2 separate regions of the Homo sapiens genome follow, and region 2 is linked to region 1. Evidence: chromatin loops called from intact Hi-C (ENCODE). Cell type or tissue: MCF 10A. All regions are shown on one strand. Links, peaks and the distances in the headings refer to the core of each region. The heading gives the core; the rest is flanking DNA.

The links. Peaks named below come from ENCODE experiments on the same cell type or tissue, not always from the same donor. Only the 100,000 strongest peaks of a DNase experiment are listed, where the experiment ranks them.
Region 2: it touches region 1 in a loop (6-fold over the local background); 3 of 110 quality-filtered maps call a loop at or near these places.

Annotation. Positions count from the first base shown.
Region 1 is chr7:83,969,874-83,980,213 of GRCh38, reverse strand. SEMA3A (semaphorin 3A) reads left to right here. Exons shown (of 17, transcript NM_006080.3): 15 at 3,018-3,082. Among named protein-coding and RNA genes, the nearest start is that of SEMA3A, 220 kb to the left of the region's middle. In MCF 10A, for the core only: CTCF peaks have their summits at 3,585 and 3,792 (motif pointing left); no DNase peak of the experiment used is centred there.
Region 2 is chr7:84,609,726-84,620,065 of GRCh38, reverse strand. No RefSeq gene overlaps it. Among named protein-coding and RNA genes, the nearest start is that of LINC03017, 82 kb to the right of the region's middle. In MCF 10A, for the core only: a CTCF peak has its summit at 5,065; no DNase peak of the experiment used is centred there.

The sequences.
Region 1 (10,340 bases), core at 702-8,701:
AAATAGCCCTTTCAAAAACATATCCTTTACTACTCACTGAAGGATGTCTTTCTCTTTCAACATTTAGCAGGGTTTAGGAAATGAGAATGGTGGATGAAATTAACATACAGTATCTCGTTAATATGAGCCCAAAGATTAACAGCATGTATATCAACCTATTGAAATATAAAATGGAACCAGCTTTATGAAACCTCTGCATTTTAGAAGCAATATAATTTGATTTCTTTATTGTTTATTATAGCTATTTTTTTCAAAGAAGCTATGAATGTAGATTTTCATAGCTAATGAGGTATGTCCTACAACATTTGTATCAGTTTGAATATTTGGTAAAATATTTGAGCAAAGAAATGGCCCTAATGCCTACTTAAATCTCTTGATTACACACTTTAGATAACATTGACTGAGTGTAAAATCATCTACAATTTAGTCTGTTATATAAGTAGTCCAAAGGATTAAAACACAGTATCCTGTTAATAATATTAAATGTATACGCAGTATTATATCATATAAGAAATACAATTATTAAACCTTTAACATTCAGAATTGAGGTAACATGTTCGTATTACTTTTATATAACCATTCATTTTGTCGAAATTTCAAATTTAAAATAAAACTTATTGTGGAGATAATGTCTGTTCATTAAAGAAACCGTAGGTAATTTAAGGAATAGCAATATGCAGTCTTTACAGCAGTAACATTAAATTTTTTAAGATTAAAAGTTAATGCTTCTCAAAAACATTTAACTCTAGGTGGCTATTATCTTACTTTAAAATGTGGAATTCAGCCCGACACCGTGGCTCACACCTGTAATCCCAGCACTTTGGGAGGCCAAGGCAGGCGGCTCACGATGTCAAGAGTTTGAGACCAGCCTGGCCAGCATGGTGAAACCCCATCTCTACTAAAAATACAACAATTAGCCATGTGTGGTGGCGGATGCCTGTAATCCCAGCTATTTGGGAGGCTGAGGCAGAAGAATTGCTTGAACCCAGGAGGCAGAGGTTTTACTGAGCTGAGATTGCATCGCTGCACTCCAGCCTGGGTGACAAAGCAAGACTCTGTCTCGAAAAAAAAAAAAAAAAAGTGGAATTCGTGTTTGAACTAAAATGAGTATTATTTCTTCTTCATGTGAAAGTTTATAATATTACCTAATTTAGTAATAATCTATTTGAATTTTAAGCTCTTCTTAATAAGGAAAGAGATAAAAAGAAAATCAACACATCTATAAGTTAAAACCTATATGTTATTACATATTTGAAAAGTATTTATTGTATACCTACAATTCAAGATTGAAGGAATTTTCATTAGCACATTTTTGTTATGCCTTACAGATTTTACTTAATCCAATTTCATGAGTGACACGCTGTCTTTAAAAAGGATGTTTAGAAGCCTCATGATTTATATATTCTTTGTGATGGCATTTTTCAAAATCTTAAATGGCAGTGAAAAATGCCTTCCCAAATGCTTTGTAGTTCGTGTTTCACAAGTTCTCTTGTTGGCTCAATTTTGAAATGTGCAACATCTGTTTGATAGTTTCACTAATTCTACAAATAGAAATCTATAAATACTTTAGACTTCTAAATTTATGAATACAGTAACAAATTCCATATTTGCAATTCTCAACGGCCTTTGTGAGAGTTCTTTTTAGGGATGGTAACTAATTTTGCAGCAAGACAATACCCATTAAAATAGCAGCAGCAAACACTTGGGCAAGTGTCCCCCAATCTTTTCCAGTCTGTTACACATAGCCAGTCTCCATTTTTAGCCTCTTCCTGGAACTTCACATCTTTGTTGCACCGCAGTGACTACAGCCTACCTCCTCCTTCCCAGGCAACCATTAGCAAAATGTAGAAAAAGGATACCCACAACGTGCTGCAGCTCACATGTGATCTGGGGGTAGAATGTAGAAGAAATCGTTTGATTTTTATAAGCAAACTTTGCTTTTCTCTTAAATGTAAGTTCATTTATTCTCTCTCTCATTCCTCTGGCAAGAGGAGGCCTTGCCCTTAAGTTCAACATTTATTGTTGCTTTTATTCACTTCACAGGTAAATTGGTTTGCAATCATAGCCATATGATCATAAAATAAACTGTTTTAAAAAAGAACAGGTTGATATGGCCAGGCGCAGTGGCTCACGCTGTAATCCCAGCACTTTGGGAGGCCGAGGAGGGCGGATCACAAGGTCAGGAGATCGAGACCATCCTGGCTAACACGGTGAAATCCCGTCTCTATTAAAAATACAAAAAATTAGCTGGGCATGGTGGCGGCTGCCTGTAGTCCCAGCTACTCAGGAGGCTGAGGCAGGAGAATGGCATGAACCCGGGAGGCGGAGCTTGCAGTGAGCCGAGATCACGCCACTGCACTTCAGCCTGGGCGACAGAGCGAGATTCTGTCTCAAAAAAAAAAAAAGAAAGAAAGAAAAAAAAAAAGGATAGGTTGATACAATAACCAAGAAAAGAAATTTTAAAACTAGCTTAAAAATAGAATTTCTAGTCTTAATATTATAAAATTTAGCAAAAGTCTATTTAAATAATTATGTGTAAGCATTTAGAGAAAGAGAACATTCATGTGAATTATAATTTTCAAGCTTATTCCTTCATTAATAATCAGAAAAAAAGTTTAATTTACCCTTTATTGAAAAAAATGGATTATTATTTTAAATTTTGTGCTTTTTCCACAGAAGTTAGGCCTTGAGTTTCTAGACATTAGATTGTTACTGACTGACATCTGGTAGTGAAAAAGCCATGAATTCTCTGTTATCACTATTTTAAAGACTTTTAACATGTTGTTAGTACATTTGGATCTTGTTTCCCATTTTGATCATCTTGGAGACTGCTCTTACAGGTATAATGAACTGTTTTTTAAAAAAATCTTTTAGTTGGATGTAGATTCATCTGTTCCTGTAAGTTACTAGAGTCTATGATATATATATATATATTTTATTTCTCTTCATTCTTATGACAAATTCCTAGAAGGGAAAAATAAGGATACAATAACACCTTTTAAATGTAATTGCTTCAGACGCACAAGACGACAAGATATAAGAAATGGAGACCCACTGACTCACTGTTCAGACTTACACCATGGTAAGTCACATTTTTCATCTTTCAACCTGCTAAGACCAGGCTAAAATCATAATAATGCATATTCATGCATATGCATGCAATGTATGCATCTCTCAGAATACTTAAAGAAATGCAGCCGAAGAGAAGTAAAATCTTACAGAAAGAAAATCCTAAAGAACACAAGGCACTGAATTATGTTTTATTATCATAAATTATGTTTTATTATGATGATAAATTCAAAATTTTAGATGCTTACAAGGTTTAAAGCTCAACTTTCTTATATTAACAAAAAGAAGCCATGTTTAAGTACTTCATTTTGTATATAGTAGCAACCTGAGATGAGTAGGGAATGGAAATGTACATTAAAATATACCAAAGCAAAAACTACAGTCTTAAAATATGCCTTAAAATGATTCATTTATATGCTCATGATATAAACCTAATATATCATTATTGGGTATCCTAGTCAAGCAGAAGATAATGTGGATATCTTTACACTGAATTACTAGTAGGGTATTCCCTTACACTGGGCATTTTGTACCAAATTCATTTTTTGCTTCCTAAAATATGTCAGAGCCTATTTAATGTCAAAGTTGCTTAGTAAATGCAGAAACATCAACCAACCTTCACTTAAAATGCAGTAAAATTGTAGTGATGCCCCACTTTCCATAATTGAAACATTATGCCATATTACTATGGAAATAATAATGAGGTTATGCTTCCCTCTGCTGGGGGAACTTATCAATGACAATACTGCTAATGAACATAGTTAAAAATGGCTGAAATGTACAATGTAAACATTGTCACTTAACATAATTATTCTATTAATTTTTTTGATGCCATTTATTCTAAAAGTAGTTAATATTTATCAGTTGACTTTTCTTTGATTTACTAATTTTATGTGTGGAATATTCATGTTTATGGATTTTAATAAAACATTACCACACATAGAACCCCAGCATACATTCCAAAACTTACTTTCTAAAATTCAGATCCCCCTTTGGCATAAGCTGGATGGGCTGGTATTTGATTTACGAATGCTCACGGGATTGTTTGGGGAATCCTACTACCAGGAGACGGGTAACCATGAATAAAGCCAGTGTTTCGGAACCACTTTGATTGCAAATTTTCTCACCAGGGACTTTCCTATCTGTGATTATCTTTACTATAAATAAGAAAGAGACCACAAAACTGGAGTAAATGTTACGACTGTCCCTGCATTAGTATGGTGCATTTATTGAACACTCTCCTTAAATTTTTTCAAATAGCATATTTCAATCAAATCCTAAAATATTTGCTAATCTTTCATAATCTGTTTCATGGAAAAATATTGAATTATGATCAGCACCATTCCAGCAATGTAATATTTTGAAATATTAATTCATTACACTAAATAATCTGTTTGCCTATATGTGGAGAGTTAATGATAATTACTGGAAGTAAAAGAATCAGGAGAATGTAACTGAACCAATCAGACTTTAATCTCCATATCAAAATGAAACATTATTTTGCTTGTTGTATATTTCTAGGTTTATATCAATACAACATTATGAGTATTGTAGATAACAAATATTTGTTGAATGACTGAATGATCTAAAAATTTCAAGTTATAATCTAGATACATGTCTTATTACTTTTGTTTTTCAGTAGAGATTTGAACTAATAGCACTTTTTGATTTTTGTAAAAAATACCTTATGTCATACATTGTTATTATCAACACCATTATATTCAAAAATAAGATCTCTCTTAGGAAACATCATTATGAATTAATCAATTGACTAATATATATTGATTATATGCCATCATGTGTAGGACACTATGCTGTGTTTTGAAAATTTTTAGAGATTATATGCATATATAATCTTAATGGCATATTCATTTGTTTAGTGATCCCTTTATAGATTCAGTTAGAATTTCAAAATTATATTCATGCTAGAGTTATGAGTGTAAATATATATGGGGAAAAACTGACCAAAGGAATTTTTATGAAAAGTATGACTGTGGATACATAAATATTGTTAACCATTGAATGACTGGGGTTTGGAGAGTGTTTCAGATATTAAAGATGTGTTTTGATAAAATTAGAGTAGTTAAAGACTATTAAAATTTGGCATATAGAATGGCTTAGCCATAAGAAGTAAGAAATAAAGTGAGTGTAAATAAATTTACCTCCTGATTCTTACGTCAGATGCACACTGGAGAGAGAAGAGAAAGTGCAACTGTTCAGTGTTACAGGGTCTTTTGGGGGAGGGTTGTGGTAAACAACTCTAGATGTTTGTGATATCTGAGAGGAAAGGGTAAACTAGCCCAGCAAGCCCTCCAGCAATAAAATATTCCTTTTTGAATGCCTCTTTTCCCCTTGTCTGCTTGTTTTGATAATGACTACACATAAACCATATACACCATAAATTACACTAAATTTCAAATATTTGGAAACTAAGGTAGGCATTCCCATTTGGCCATGCTAAGTCTTACCATTAGGAATCAGTGATTATTTTGGAATAGTTGACGTCAGTATTTGAAAGTAAAATGGGCAAAAATCCGGAGCCCAGCCTTACTAAATCATGTATGTTGTCTTGCTAATATTAATTCTCACATTGAATAAAATATATGTGCTCATGTGGAAGCATAAAAATATGAGATGTTTTCACAGAAAGCTGGTAAGCAACATGAAGCCAAATTACACACTTCAGGATGATCAGTTCCAGCTGTAATGGTAAACATATTCTGTAACACTCTATAGTTTACACATCCAGAGGTTTTAATAGAGAGACTATATACAGAATAACTCAGAATTAAGGTGGAAGAAATTTCACTTTAGATGAAACATTTAACACTCACTTGGCACTCTGCTCCCTTATATGTAAAGTGGCTCGAGTGGTGAACTAGGCCAGGTGAAACAGAAAAATCCAGCTACACCTCCTCTTGATCCCAGGATACTCTCCTCTGTCGCCGGTGGCTGGTCACCTAGGGGAGATTTTAGTATCAAATCTTAATATATGTGTGCTGGCAACTCTTGTCTTCCCACTCACACCTCATACAGGAAGCTAAAGAGGAAGCTCAGGTTGTTTCCAATCTGTTCCCTTCCGTAAAATAATTGCTGTGTACAAAATTGGAGCTCATCTGACTTTGTACTCAAGAAAATGACTGACGAAGGCAATTTACCTATAAACCACTTCCCATTTTCTTTCTCACTAAGAATGGGCCATATTATGATTTACATGTCCAGAAAGGAAAAAAAAAAAAACTACACCATCAGTACTAATTTTTTTTTAACTGTACCATCATGTTAGGTTTCTGAATCTTTGAAATATTTTATATCCTATCTTCTAGTTGAATGCCATCATTGAATTTCACTTTCTAATAGTTTTGCATGCATGCATTACCTTCCTGGCACCTCACAGTAATATGTCCACAGAATCCAATCTTCTTAATTATCTCCATAACTGTCCATCTCAATTTATATCTTGGTTGGCATCAGAATCATTCCAAAATTTTATAAAATGTCTTTGACAATGCCATCTTTATGATCTGTAGAACTGTAAATTTAGTATTTTGTAGCAGTGCTATTATAGTCTGTGTCTTAGCCTCTTCCAGTGATGAATCTGAGCATTTAGCCCCAAGAGGAGTCTCAATATTTGATAGATGAGCATGATGTCAGCCCTAAAAGTAATCCCTACCTTTAATAAATTATCAAATTTCATCAAGTCTCAGATGACATAATATAAAATACACCATTCTTTTATGTACTTTTAAGAAAAAAAAAACTGCTGAAGATGGTCAGTCTACTAGATGATCCCAGCATCAAACTGGGACACCAAATGACTCAGGACTAGACTAAAGGAGAAATAAACTCTTATTCAGATGATAATAGCAAGGAAAATTGTCTGTTTCAATCATAATCATGTCTGGTTAGAAAGAGATTAAAAAATACTCCTTGAACTACAAGGTGGTATTTATGAAGATTTACTTTCCGAATTCACACGAACAGAATGGACCCAAATTTCGGACAGAGACTTTAATTTAAAGAGGTATCATATCAGTAGGATCCCACATATCTGTCAGAAGTAAGAAAGAATTTCTCCTAGAAAAAAGCAACTTCAACTCAGATCAAGAACAATTGTAAGACACATTCTGATATCAGAGATATTAAAGTATAAAGAAGTGTGCGTCTTAGAATCAAATACTTGCAGTATTAACTTCTATGATTTTTATAAACCCTTTTTGAATATTTTCACTGGAGATAGTCATCATGACACTTGTCTTCTGCTGAGGAAAAAAGTCTAATTATTCATATTATATGTGTGCAAGGCAAATGCACAGATAACATGAATAAGAAGAGGTTTGAAATAGCTTGCGTATCATTATTCTCCATTGAAGTCTTTAAGTATGTCATCAGAGATCACCTGTTCATACACCTACAATTTAACTGTTACAAACTAAGATTTTTTTAAAAGCTTGCTGCATTTTTTATTCCAAAAGTTATAAGGATCACATACCATTAAAATACAGGATGGTATTTTCATTATTGTTTATGGAAGGTTTCTGCTTCAGCAAATGGGTGTTTTCCATCTCCCATCATATCTCTTGGGGAAAAGTAAATGAAACATTAAAGTCCATGTTTCCTGATTTTTTAAAGTAAACATTCCTATGGTAATTTTGCTCTGGCATAGAGATTATTTGTGCTTTCTTTTGTAATGCATTTGCTATAAAATCATGAAAATAAAACATACCAGATGTTCAGTATAAACTAAATAAATATTACAGTAGATATCTTCATATTGGTATTGCTTTTTAAGTAAATGAGTTTCAGCCTGCCCTATACGAAGCATATTACCCATGACATCACAAGACATCAAGTACAGTGTTCAATGTAACTATTCAAGTGGCTTCAAAGTTAACTTTGAAGCCACACAGCAAATTTTATTATCATATTTCAAATTAATCATCTCTGAAAGTAAGATACTGGTGACTCTACTGCAAAAAATATTTATGAATAATAAAATTAAAATATATTGGCCCTATGACTGTTTAACCATTTGTATATATATTCATACCTATATCTATGTATATGTATGTGTATATATATGTATGTGTGTGTATATATATACATCCATACACATATATAGACACACACGTATATATGTACACACACACACACACACAGACTAGCCAATTTTAAGTTCACATCTTCAGGAATCTATGGATTCAGGAAAGATTAGAAACTACTTAAAACTGTAAAATTCTAAATGCTATATCCTGGTTAATAATTACTTCCCAGCACCAAAGACATCTTAATTTAGGGCATAAAACAAAGTAGTTTAAAATTAAAATTTTAGCCAGGTGAAAAATTACAAGTTTAAATTTTATTTAAGGTTTCATTGTATTTTTGTACTTGGCAAGCTACATCCACTAACTTCATATTTATTGGTCCTATTTCTAGTAAATGGGTTAAGCACACATGCATGTTCTTAACTACACATTCATGCATTCATTTGTTGGTACATGCACACATACATGCCTGCAAAAACACATTGAATATTTACATAGAATCTAATTGGTGAAAATGTCATACTAGACATTGGAAAGACATTGTACTAGGCATTACCTCAAAAAGTAAACAAAATCACTGTTATATACTTCAGTATATACTGTAGACTTTTATTTGCACTACAATATATGATATTATTAAATAGTTTGTTAGGTTTTTTTTTTTTTTTTGATGGAGTTTCGCTCTTATTGCCCAAGCTGGAGTGCAATAGCACAATCTCTGCAAAATGCAACCTCTGCGTCCCGGGTTCAGGCAATTCTTCTGCCTCAGCCTCCCAAGTAGCTGGGATTACAGGCATGCACTACCATGCCCAGCTAATTTTGTATTTTTCTTTTTCTAGTAGAGATGGAGTTTCATCACGTTGGTCAGGCTGGTTTTGAACTCCTGACCTCAGGTGATCCACCCTCCTCAGCCTCCCAAAGTGCTGGAGTTACAGGTGTGAAACACCACGCCTGCCTGTTAGCCATCTTAATGCTCAGGTTCAAAATATACATGAATGTTAAGAATGAATGAATTTTTTTGTTTTCATTTTATAAATTTTTAAATAGTTTATGTATTTTCAAGAGATATTGACTCATCTTTGAAATGTTTTCCAGCCACTGGAAGTTAAATTAGTCTTTTCTACTGATAGAGCATCTATTGTATTTCTGCAGAAAATCATGTAGAGTCCAATGAGAAAAATCTAAGTAATGCTGTTTATACTTTAAGTTAGGCATTGCTACAGTATTCTGTGTTACCAAGAGTTTATGGGCAACATTTCCTTTCCTCCTATTCTTGACCTTTGACACTGAGTATTATTGAGAGAAATACTAAAATTATAATAAAAACCACTGGAATTTTATTTGTCTTTATGTGGTACAGCAACTAACTGTATTTGCTAAATAACCTAAATAAATATGTAAAATAATTGGCATTCATTTACCCATCTCCTAAATTATGTTTTAGTTTTACATGTATTATTTACAAATTAAACTTACAATAAAGTAGAACATCAAAATTGATAACAAATCAAAATTGAATGAATATGGTTCACAACCTCATCCATCTCTGTCTTCTCTACATAACATCAAATTTCCTAAGATGGTTGCATTATTAACATTTCAATCTTGCGAGACATTTATGGGGTTAAAATGGAGAGTGAATAAATAGAAAGCTGAAATGTGATGCCTTCTGTTTCTGCTATATTGGAAGAGAATCAAATGCTAAATAAGGCCTTTAGCAACATGATATTTCTGGTCAAATGATGGATATCATGACTTTTTTGTTGTTACAAAAGGAAGCAATTTATTTAACTATTTTCTTTCCTCCCATTCTTTCTGGTTTATTAGCTTCATTTCATTTCCATAAATTATCCCACTAAAAGAGGAAATGATTAATTGAAGATTGCTTCCTTAAAAACATTATTTCTTGTCATTAACAGCTGCAACATATTGAAACATTGTGTTATCCAAACACACTGTGGTGCTTTTAAAATAATTTTAATGTTTTGTTGCTCTCAATTATTTTGTTCTAACCATTCAGATGGTTGAACCCGTGGGGAATCATTATGCCAATTTAACAAGGATACCCTTCTTTTCTACTCGCAATTTTCATGACAAAAGTTTGTATGCAAAACAGTTGCTTTCTAAGTGTGAAATTTATTTAGAAATGATTTAAAATGAGATTGCTTTCTTTCTGGAAGCCCACAAAATTATCTATTACATGACATCCTTTAGTGATATAGGTAT
Region 2 (10,340 bases), core at 955-8,954, 640 kb before region 1:
CCCAAAAATAAAATCAAGAAGAAAATTTTATTCACATTGTTATGAAAAAGAATGAAATACTTAGGCTTGGTACTGTGCCTCAGACTTATAGCCCCAGAGGTTTGGGAGGCCGAGGTGGAAGGATGACTTGAGGCCAGGAGTTCAAAACCAGCCTGAGCAACATAGAAAGATCCCATCGCCACAACAAGAGTAAAAAAAAAAAAAAAAAAAAAAAAAAAAAAAATAGGAAGAGGAAGAAGAAGAAAGAGGAGGAGGAGAAGGAAAAGGAGAAGAAAAGAAAAACAATGAAAAATTTAAAAAATTGATAAAAAAAATAGCTGGGTGTGGTGGCATGTCCCTGTATTCTTAGCTACTCAGGAGGTTGTGAGGTTGTGGTGGGAAGATTGTTTGGGCCCAGAACTTCAAGGTTATAGTGAGATATGATTGCTCCACTGCACTCCAGCCTGGGCAACAGAGTGAGACTCTGTCTCTAAAGAAAATATAAATAAAATAAAATAAAATATCATATTCAGAAATAAATTTAACAAAAGAAGTCCAAGAATAGTACACTGAAATTTATAAAACATTGTTGAAAGACATTAAAAGTGAGCCAAATAAGTGGAAATATATTCTCTGTTCATGAATTGGAAAACTTAATATTGCTAAGATGATAATTCTTCCCAGAGTAATTAATAGATTTGATATAAATCTTAACAAAGTTCCAGCAGTTTTTTTTTTTTTTGGCAGAAACTGATGTTGATTCTAAATTGTAGAAAATCTAAAAGACCTAAAATCGCCAAAACAAGTTTGAAAAAGAACAAAGTCAAAGTACTTTCATTTTCCAATTTCAAAACTTATTAAAAGTTATATTTATCAGATCTGTGTGGTATTGGCATAAGAATAAACAGGTAGATTAATAGACTAAAACTAAGAGTTCAGAAATAAATTCTAACATTTATGGTCAATTGTTTTTCAAAAAAGGTACCAAAGCAATTCACAAAAAAAGATTAACTTAGAACCTTGCCTCATACCACACACAAAAAGTAGACTGTAAATATTTCATAAAGCTACATCTTAGAATGAAAAAGATAAACTTTTTTAGATGACAACAGGAAAAAATCTTGGAGACTTTGAATTAGGCAAATATTTGAATAGGCAGCGCACCAAAGAGAATACACACACACTGATACAGACACACACATACAGATATTTAATGCACGTGTGTATACGTATATGTACGTATGTGTGGGTATATTTATGTGTAAGAATGTAAGATGTTCAACATCATTAGTCATTAGGGAAGTGCAAATTAAAATCACAATAAGAAAACACTTACATCCACTATGTTAGCTATAATAAAGACAGATAATAGCAAATGTTGAGGATCAGAGAAACAGGAAACCTCCTATAATGCTGATATGCAAGTAAAATTGTACAGCCACTTTGCAAAGCAGTTGGCAGTTTATTAAAAGTTAAATGTAAATATACTATAAAACCTATTATATTCTGTTATTATGTATCTAAAACGTATTTTTAGTGGAATCTAGAAGAACAGGTAAAATTAAAATATGTGAAAAATGTGAGGAAAGTATATCCAGTGGGGAGAAGTATGTGAAAAGATAGATAAATTTAGAGGAAACATTATTATGGCTATACCCTGTGAATGAAAAACTGAAGGAAAGAGACATAAAGGTGGATAGTAAGGTGGATGTCCACACAAAAGATCTGTGCATAAGTTATTCGTGGAAGTATTATTCAAATAGCCAAAATTAGAAACAAACTAAATGCTTATCAACTGATGAAGAAATAGACAAAGTGTTATATATCCATACAACAGAATACTAGTCAGCATTAAAAATGAACAAGCTACTGATAAATGTTACAATATCAATGAAACTCAAAAATATTATGGTAAGTAAAATAAGTCTGTCACAAGAGACCACATAATGTATAATTTCATTCATAATTCAATAAATTTACTGAAAATTTATTGAGTTGTATAATTTAAATTATAATATGTAAAATATATCTCAAAGTTGAAAAGAAATCAACAGAAGTCATTTCATTAAACACTCAACTCTAGGTTGGACCACACAGCAAATTAAGGCTGACAAATAGTGGAAAGTTTACTAGACTGCCTGTCACAAAGTAAGATTCCAGGTTCTAGCTTCTTGTTGCCAATAAAAATGTTGTGTTTGCAAGTTCCTTAACATTTCTAAACCTCAGAAGCTTCATCAGTTACAAGAGGAAGTTGGAATACGTGATTCCTAAAATCTCTAATTAGCCGTAAAATTCCATCAGTCTACTCATTTCTTAAAAATTATAGGAGACATTCATAAAATCATAGAATGGAGTGTTAGAATCTGAAGTAATATTACCACACCTTTGCCAATTTTATCAGTTTTGTAATTTTAGAAATACTTAAAAGAGTAATTTTTACTTAATTGGGCCAATTACATTTCATCGAGTATCCCCTCTATATAAACTCAGATGCTATGGAGACAGGAAAAAATGCATAATTCCACTTCAAAAAATCTTAAATTCTTAAAATATGTAGAAGTCACAAATGGATTCTATAACTCACAGATAAATGTAAAAAGCACTGACTCATAAGAGATGCAAATAAAACTCTAGAGGATTTCAACGTCAGGAGAGATTGCTTATGACAGGAAGACAATAAAAGCCTACATTTTATGGAAAAATATATTTTTAGTGGAAGCTAGAAGAACAGGTGAGATTAAAATATGTGAAAATGTAAGGAAAGTATATCCAGGGGGGAAAGATAGGAAGGTTTAGAGAAAATATTATTATGGTTGTACCCTATGAATGAAAAAGTGAAGTAAAGAGACAAAAAGGTGGAGAGTGAGTTTGAGCCAGATTGTGGAGGATGTTGAATGTCAGGCAGCCTCTCACTGATTGTTGATGAGGAATTGCCACCAACTTTTGAGCAGCAGCACAAGTGTATCAGAGGTTTGCTCTAAGAAAATTAATCTGGCCAGCCGGGTGGCTCACACCTGTAATCCCCGCTCTTTGGGAGGTTGAGGAGGTGGATCACCTGAGGTCTGGGGTTCGAGACCAGCCTGGCCAACATGGTGAATCCCCGTCTCTACTAAAGTTAGCTGGGCGTGGTGGCAGGTGCCTATAATTCCAGGTACTCAGGAGGCTGAGGGAGAAGAATCGCTTGAACCCGGGAGGTGGAGGTTGCAGTGAGCTGAAATCATGCCATTACACTCCAGCCTGGGCAAAAGAGCGACAGAGAGAGAGACTCTGTCTCAAAAAAAAAAAAAAAAAAAAAAAAAAATTAAAGTAAATTAAATTTAAAAAGGGGAAATTGGAAGTTGTGAGACTGGTTGGAATGCAAGATAATAAAGAAGTGATTATGATTAATTATAGTGAGAACAAAGAGTTTGAAATGCATGTAATTAATACAGAGGTAGAAATAATAGGCCAATATATGACCAAAATAGAATGGGTAATAATGGACAATGTTTTAAATTCTTAACATGCCGTCTCATTAAATTCTCGAAATCGTCCAATTAGACAAAAAATTATTGCCCCCATTTTATAGATTAGAAAACAGCACAAAAGATAATCCAAGTTTCTAAATATCCGTGGATGAGTTGGATTCAACTCTAGCAGGTGCAACACATTCCATTCGGATACAGGCCTCTTCACAGGTTCTGACTTAAGTCGTGGTAGCTGAAAATATTGTGGTTTCAATGGGTACACATTATGAGAGAAGACAATTTGGGAAGCAATAAAAAGTTCGGTTATGATAATATGTTTTGTTTTCCTTTACTATGTGTATGTATATGTCTGTGTGTGTGTGTGTGTGTGTCTGTTTTGAAAGTCTATAGTTCATAAATAATATTGGAAAAACCAAAACAATAGAGAATCTATGAATTTTTAAGTGAAAATCCCTATTGAAATTCTTGCATTATAATCTCACTAAGTCACTTAGTTCATGATTATGATCTTCTTTACAACAGAACTTTATAATAAGCAATTATATCCTCCTATAAAGGAGCAATATATCTTCTGTTACTTTCAAATTTCCTATACTGTTAACATTAAAATAATACAAAATAATAATGTAGAAGGTTTTTAAATTTATTTTTTAATAAAGGTAAAATAGGTAAAGAATTATATTTATAAACTGTGTATACTTGTAAATATAATACCTAACTAAAAAATGTAGATATTATTAAAAATCTTAACGTTGGTCCTTGCATTGAGGTTATGATTATATTAAATATTTTTCCTTTCTGTTTGGAGCTTTCTTGGATTTTCTAAGGGTTTGACATGCATTACTTCAGTCTTTTTTTTTTTTTTTGGTAAACAGAATTAAAATAAGAACTTTAATTATTATATCAAGTTCAGGTTCTGATTAAGTTCTGAACTGCTTCCTGAGTTACTTTTTTTTTCAACGAGCATTGAAACTTGTGATCTCCAAGAGTTATGCCTCTTTCCTTCCTTCCTCCTTGTGATTTCCCATGTTATAGAACTGATGTTTGCCTTAATCACATTTTGTTAACTATTGTGTACTTTACTGTGACAAGGAGTGATTGTTGTCTATCTAATATTTAGTTTATCCTTCTTCCTTGAAAACAGGACTTCAGTTTGATTGGGAGTGGCACACCACACAGTGAAAAATAAACAAAACAAAACAATAACAACAACAATAACAACAAAAACTCTGCATCTTGATCTTCCTTAAAGATTAAGTGCATGTGTGACACAGTTCAGTTGTCATGTGCACAAAGATTACTCAGTGTCATGTGCACATACCATGTGCTATGTGGGAGTAGGTGGTAGAAACTTACCAAGTAAGAGTCTTAAAGATGCCCTGAAGTATGCCTTTGTATTTCCTCCTTATTTCTACATGAAACAGACATGTTGACTGGAGATGCAGTATACATCTTAAAAATTAGTATTAGAAATGAATGCCTCTACTTTTATTATGCATTCTGATTAATTTAATATTACTTATAGAGGTCTTATTTCTATTAGGCCATAATAATCTGCCTCCTGTTGATACATCAGAATAAATTAAGCACAAAATATGCCCCCATGTGGCAGAATGGATTGAACACTTAGATGAAGTTCCTATTCTTTCCATTAAACAGTGACAGAGTGACAACAAATATTTCTTTTGGCCATAATTGATAATTGATGTTGAGTGAGAATTTATTTTCAATGAGAATTAAGCATCTGTTTTGTTCCTTTACAGGACATTTTTTCTCAGAATGATAACTCCATGTAATTATCAGAGAGAATAAAAATAATAGTGTAATAATAATAAACAATATAATAATAATTAAGACTTATTGAACTTGGTATGCATGAACTTTATACAGGAACATGAAGTACATGATATTTAATTCTCACAATTATTACCAAGTAGTCATCTCTATTTCCACATTTCATGAAGAAACAGAGACAAAAATAGGCTATTTAACTTGCTGAAGATCACATAGCTAGGTAATGGCAAAGTCATAACTTAAGCATTCTTCTGTTTGACTTCAAAGAGTCATGAAAGCAACGAATCCCTACACTGTTTTTGTTTTTGTTTTACCATGTTTTTATTTCCTTTGGCCAGGAGATATCTCCTACTTTATCTAAAGTGATGCCTACTTATGTGCATATAATGTACAAAGAGTTTAGCAACAAAATTCTAACTTTGACTTATTCCCATAACACTTTGAAGGGATCAGTCATTACTGCTTTAGGTCTAGCTGAGCATTAGTACAGAGAGAATATGTTTTTGTCTTCCTTTCAGTAAGATTTGCACAATGATAGTATTTATGACCTAAATAAGCACAGAATTCTATTTATCGTTAGAATTCTACATATGTAAAATAAAATCGCCAGCAATATATCACTGAAACTATTTTTGAACTGCGATCTTTTATTGATTTCTGAAATTTACCGGTAGCTAGTTGTTCATTCTGTCATTATCTTTTCATAGACTTTCTTATCAATAGTTAAAGAAAATAAAGGCTGGATTAGCAATAAACACTGTAAATCCTCTCAGCAGACATACATTCCATAAAAATTAGATAATAAAGCAGGAATAAAGAAAAGTATATACAGTTTATTTGGGGATAACTATATGATTATCTTTCTAATCGGTGTCTGATTTGCATTAGTTCCACCTTGATTGGTTATTAGACACTAGGCGTATTATGACTTACTTGCCTGAACTTCAGAGAAAACAGAAAATTCTGATGTAATCAATAATAATGAAATTAAGTTTCTTAAACATACAATGCAACTACAGAAAACATATGCCATTACAGCTGCAACAATAAAAAATCAAATAAAATTATGAAACTTGCTGAATTGTATTTGTACAGTTTTAGCACTTTTTTTGCTACCTAAATTTAATACTAAGAAGTTGCTTTTCATAAGTGCTGTTTTGGAAGAATTTCATGGTCAGCAGTCTAGTGTTCCACATCTGTTAGAAAAGCCTACCCAGGGAGTTGCTTTAGCACTAGACACATGATTAGGCACTGATAGATGCATGGCATTTAGTAATACCATTAAAATATTCTACACTGTACAATGGCAACAGATGTCTTACGTTCTAACAACTAATCAAAAAGTAAATCAACCAACATAAAAAACACATCTGGAATCCTAGAGATGGAAGAATTTAGTCATATATCATTTCGTGTTATATCAAATTTGTGTTAATTTGTAAAATGCTGTGCTGGATGTTTTTATGTAAATGAAGTAAAATATACATTTTACTCTTTGATCTCCAAAGTCATTTACTACAGAAACTCCTTTGTCAGGTTCTGAAGTGCTTCTTCCAGGGCCTGAGATAACTCAAGCTTTCTGAAATAATTCTCCTTATTAAAGCAATATGTTCAAAGTGAGCAATGCAAGTCCGCAGGGAACACTGCTGAGCAAGTAATGGTCTGATGGTGAGTTGATGGACTGTAATAATGGTCCCAGCCAATCCGGAAGGAGAACTGACAGCAGTTCAATTTGTAATGTATTTCATATGTAGAACGTATTCAGAAAAGAGTCCTAAATATTATTATTTTACATCAGTCAATTAAACTATGCAAATCATGGTATTACAGCTTTGAATTAAACTTCAGCCATCAGCCTCGAATCATTGGGAATGTTCCTATCTACATATGAATTATAATCATAAGGAAAGATAGATTTACATAGAATACATTTTCAGTTTGTCTTTACTTACAATATTAATTTAATTTGACTTTCCAGAAATGTATTTCTTGGGAAGAGGGAGTCTTTAGTATGTTTTTAAATACTAAAAAAGTGTTAAGTATTTATAAGTATTTAAAGTCTTTCCAAATGTCCTGCAATTTCTTTATAACACCATTGGGAATGAGTAAAATACTATATTTTAATAAAATCATAACTAAATTATTCTAAGTGTATGATTATAATAACACAATACAGATTTAGAAAAGCTTGCAGTCGTAATGAACTCTAGTATTTAAACTGACTTATTTTTTCATCTACTTGTCAATTCTACCTGAAAATATTGTTCAGGCATATCTGTTTATCCATTGTGAATAAAAGAGTAAATAAAGATGAGTGTTATTGCTCTATGTGATTTTCTTTTGTAAATACAATGAATATTTATTCAAGCATCTTAAATTGCTTATCTGGTGATATAATTCACTAACAGAACAAAAATGAGGAGAAAATTATAGTTATTATCAAACAATTTGCAAGTTATTTTTAATCCTGGGCATTCTTACGTGCACTTTAAACTTTGAACTCAAATTTAACCCTGAATTGTTGCTGTGATTTTTATCTTTTAAATTTAAATGCAGCATAAAAGAACTTTCAGGATATCCCTAATAAAACATACCAGAAAGCTCTTATGTTCTTTGTGATGTTCAGAATTTCTCTTCATAGTGTTATTTAACTTTACTTAGACAGGAAAGGTAGATAATTAGCCCTTCCCCGTTAGCATGCCATTTTCAGTTTTTCTATTTTATTCCACTTCTCTCCTCTGGAACATCTAGCCACAAGAGTACTAGAAGTACCACAAAATGCTCTGTAGCATCAAGTTTTAAATGTGCTGAAACATAAGTATTAACAAACTGACATTGTTTGAAATACAAAAATTAACTTATAAAGTCAATTTCCATGAAATTCTTATATTGAATAAAAGCTTTAATTTTTCCTAAATAATAAACAATTAAATTTTGTCTAAATACAGTTTACATAAGAGAAAGAAATAATGCACTTTCAGTGGATATATATACAACTAGTATTCTAAATGGTCATCTTTTGGGGAGCATATTTTTAGAAGAAAAAAAAGAAAGCAAGAAACTGAGATAATCTCTATTAGGCACGGGAACTTTATAGTCTTTGTACAATCATAGAGACCTTAATGATCCCTTGATACTATTAATCCCTCTTATAATTTTCATAAGCTTGTCAAGTCCTGCACTTTGCCTCTTTTACAGAAGTGACCTTGAACCTGAATGATGCCCAGATTTTTATTTCACAGCAGTAATAAAAAGCGATGTCACAAAGGTACTTAATAAAAATGAATGTGAGATTTTACTAGAGATAGGGGACCTGCCAGATCAAAGCATAGCCATTTATGAATGTTATAAACTCTTGACAAAATGAGTGGTCATGTGATGGCATGTTTATTTCAGGAGTAGGGATGAAAAGATAATTTTTTAATTAAAAATAATAAAAACTTTCTGCCAGCAGGTGGGTAATAGTGGTGGGGGAATCTGGCTAACAGCTGGACATTATTAAATATGTATTAACTTGAGCACCTCATTGGTGATTCTTTAATAAAGTTATCTGGGTTTTTTCCCCTTTTATTGCTAGTCTGGAAGGATCATACATTTACACTCACATGGACAATAAAGATGTACATTTTAAAAACTGTATTTTTTATAATTGTTCTAATTTTTCTCATAAACCTCCCACATTTTATTAGAAATCCATAAACTTACCAATAGGAATAACTTAGTCCATCTCGGTTAAGCTTTCAGTCAATGTAAAGTTCCAGTCCCTAAGCGACTGTTTTCCCCTCCTCTCCTTCTGAAATGCATGTTTGTGAGGGGAAGAGTTCTAGTTCTCATGGCCCTGGGGAAGGTAAGGCTTGTCCATGGCTGATTCTTTGCTCATCTCTGCTATTTGTTCTCACTCTGAATGTCAAAGCTGACTGTAGACTCTTATTTTCTTTCTATTCCTGCTATAATAACAGCAATCTTCTACAAAGCAAATTATGCAACTGAGACAGTATTATTATCCCCATCATATTTGATTATTCTGAGCTTTATGTGATTGTTCCCAAGTAACTTTTTCCCTTTTTTCAAACCATGCTAGATAAATGGCATGATTTTTTGGGCATAATTTTCCTGACATGATTTTTCTTCCTGGTTAGCTCCTTCTTACCTTTCATTTCTAAACTAAAATACCATCTTAGATAAGCTCAATATCGATTTGAAAGAGACCACCTCCAGCCAATTTAATTATCATATGAGTCAGCACAATATTGTTTCAAAAGGGTGAAACTAAAAATGGTTTAAACAAACAAAAAGATGAAAAGATGAAGTTCCTAGCTCACATGGGTAAACTTCGAGAAAGCCAGAGGTCTAATTGACGACTGTCCGCAAAGACTTGAAAATCCTAACAACTCTCTTCATCTCCTGTCTGTCTGTGCTGCTCTCAGTGTTAATTTCATTCCTCTGAAAAGCTTCTCCATGAGGCAGGCAATTACTCCCTTGGTTATCCCCGAAGATGTGGTATACTTAATGAAAAATGGCAGGGAAGCACTTCAATGTGTTCACTTTGGGCCAGTCACCCGCCTTCTGGCAGGTAGGCAGTTTCCAGTGTAGGTCATACCAGATTCATATACTTTGAAAAACTTTTTCACAGAGAAGAACTAGGGGAAGGTGTTGAAATACACATCAGAAAAATTCATATTCCAAAGTAATAGTAATTGTTTCATTGTCAATTCTTTTAATAGAACATATGCATTTTTCCTAGTTTATTACAAAATCTTTGAGTCTTAACAGATTTCTACCTCAGCATAAGTACTCTTCTTAATTTTTTTAGGAAAATGTCCCAAGTTGATGTCTCTCCAAGCTTAAAACAAACATGACTTGGATGTGCTTACTCCTCCCATCTCATCACTTCAACTGTGTGGGTTCTATTCATGTTTCTGAAAACACGCCATCCTCTTTCCTGTCTGAAACCTTTTAACCACACTTTTTCCTCCTCCTGGCATGATTTTTCTTCCTGGTTAGCTCCTTCTTATCCTAGCTTATCATTTCTAAGCTAAAATACTAATTCAAATAAACTCAATATCAACTCGAAAGAGACCATCTCTTGCCACTTAAATC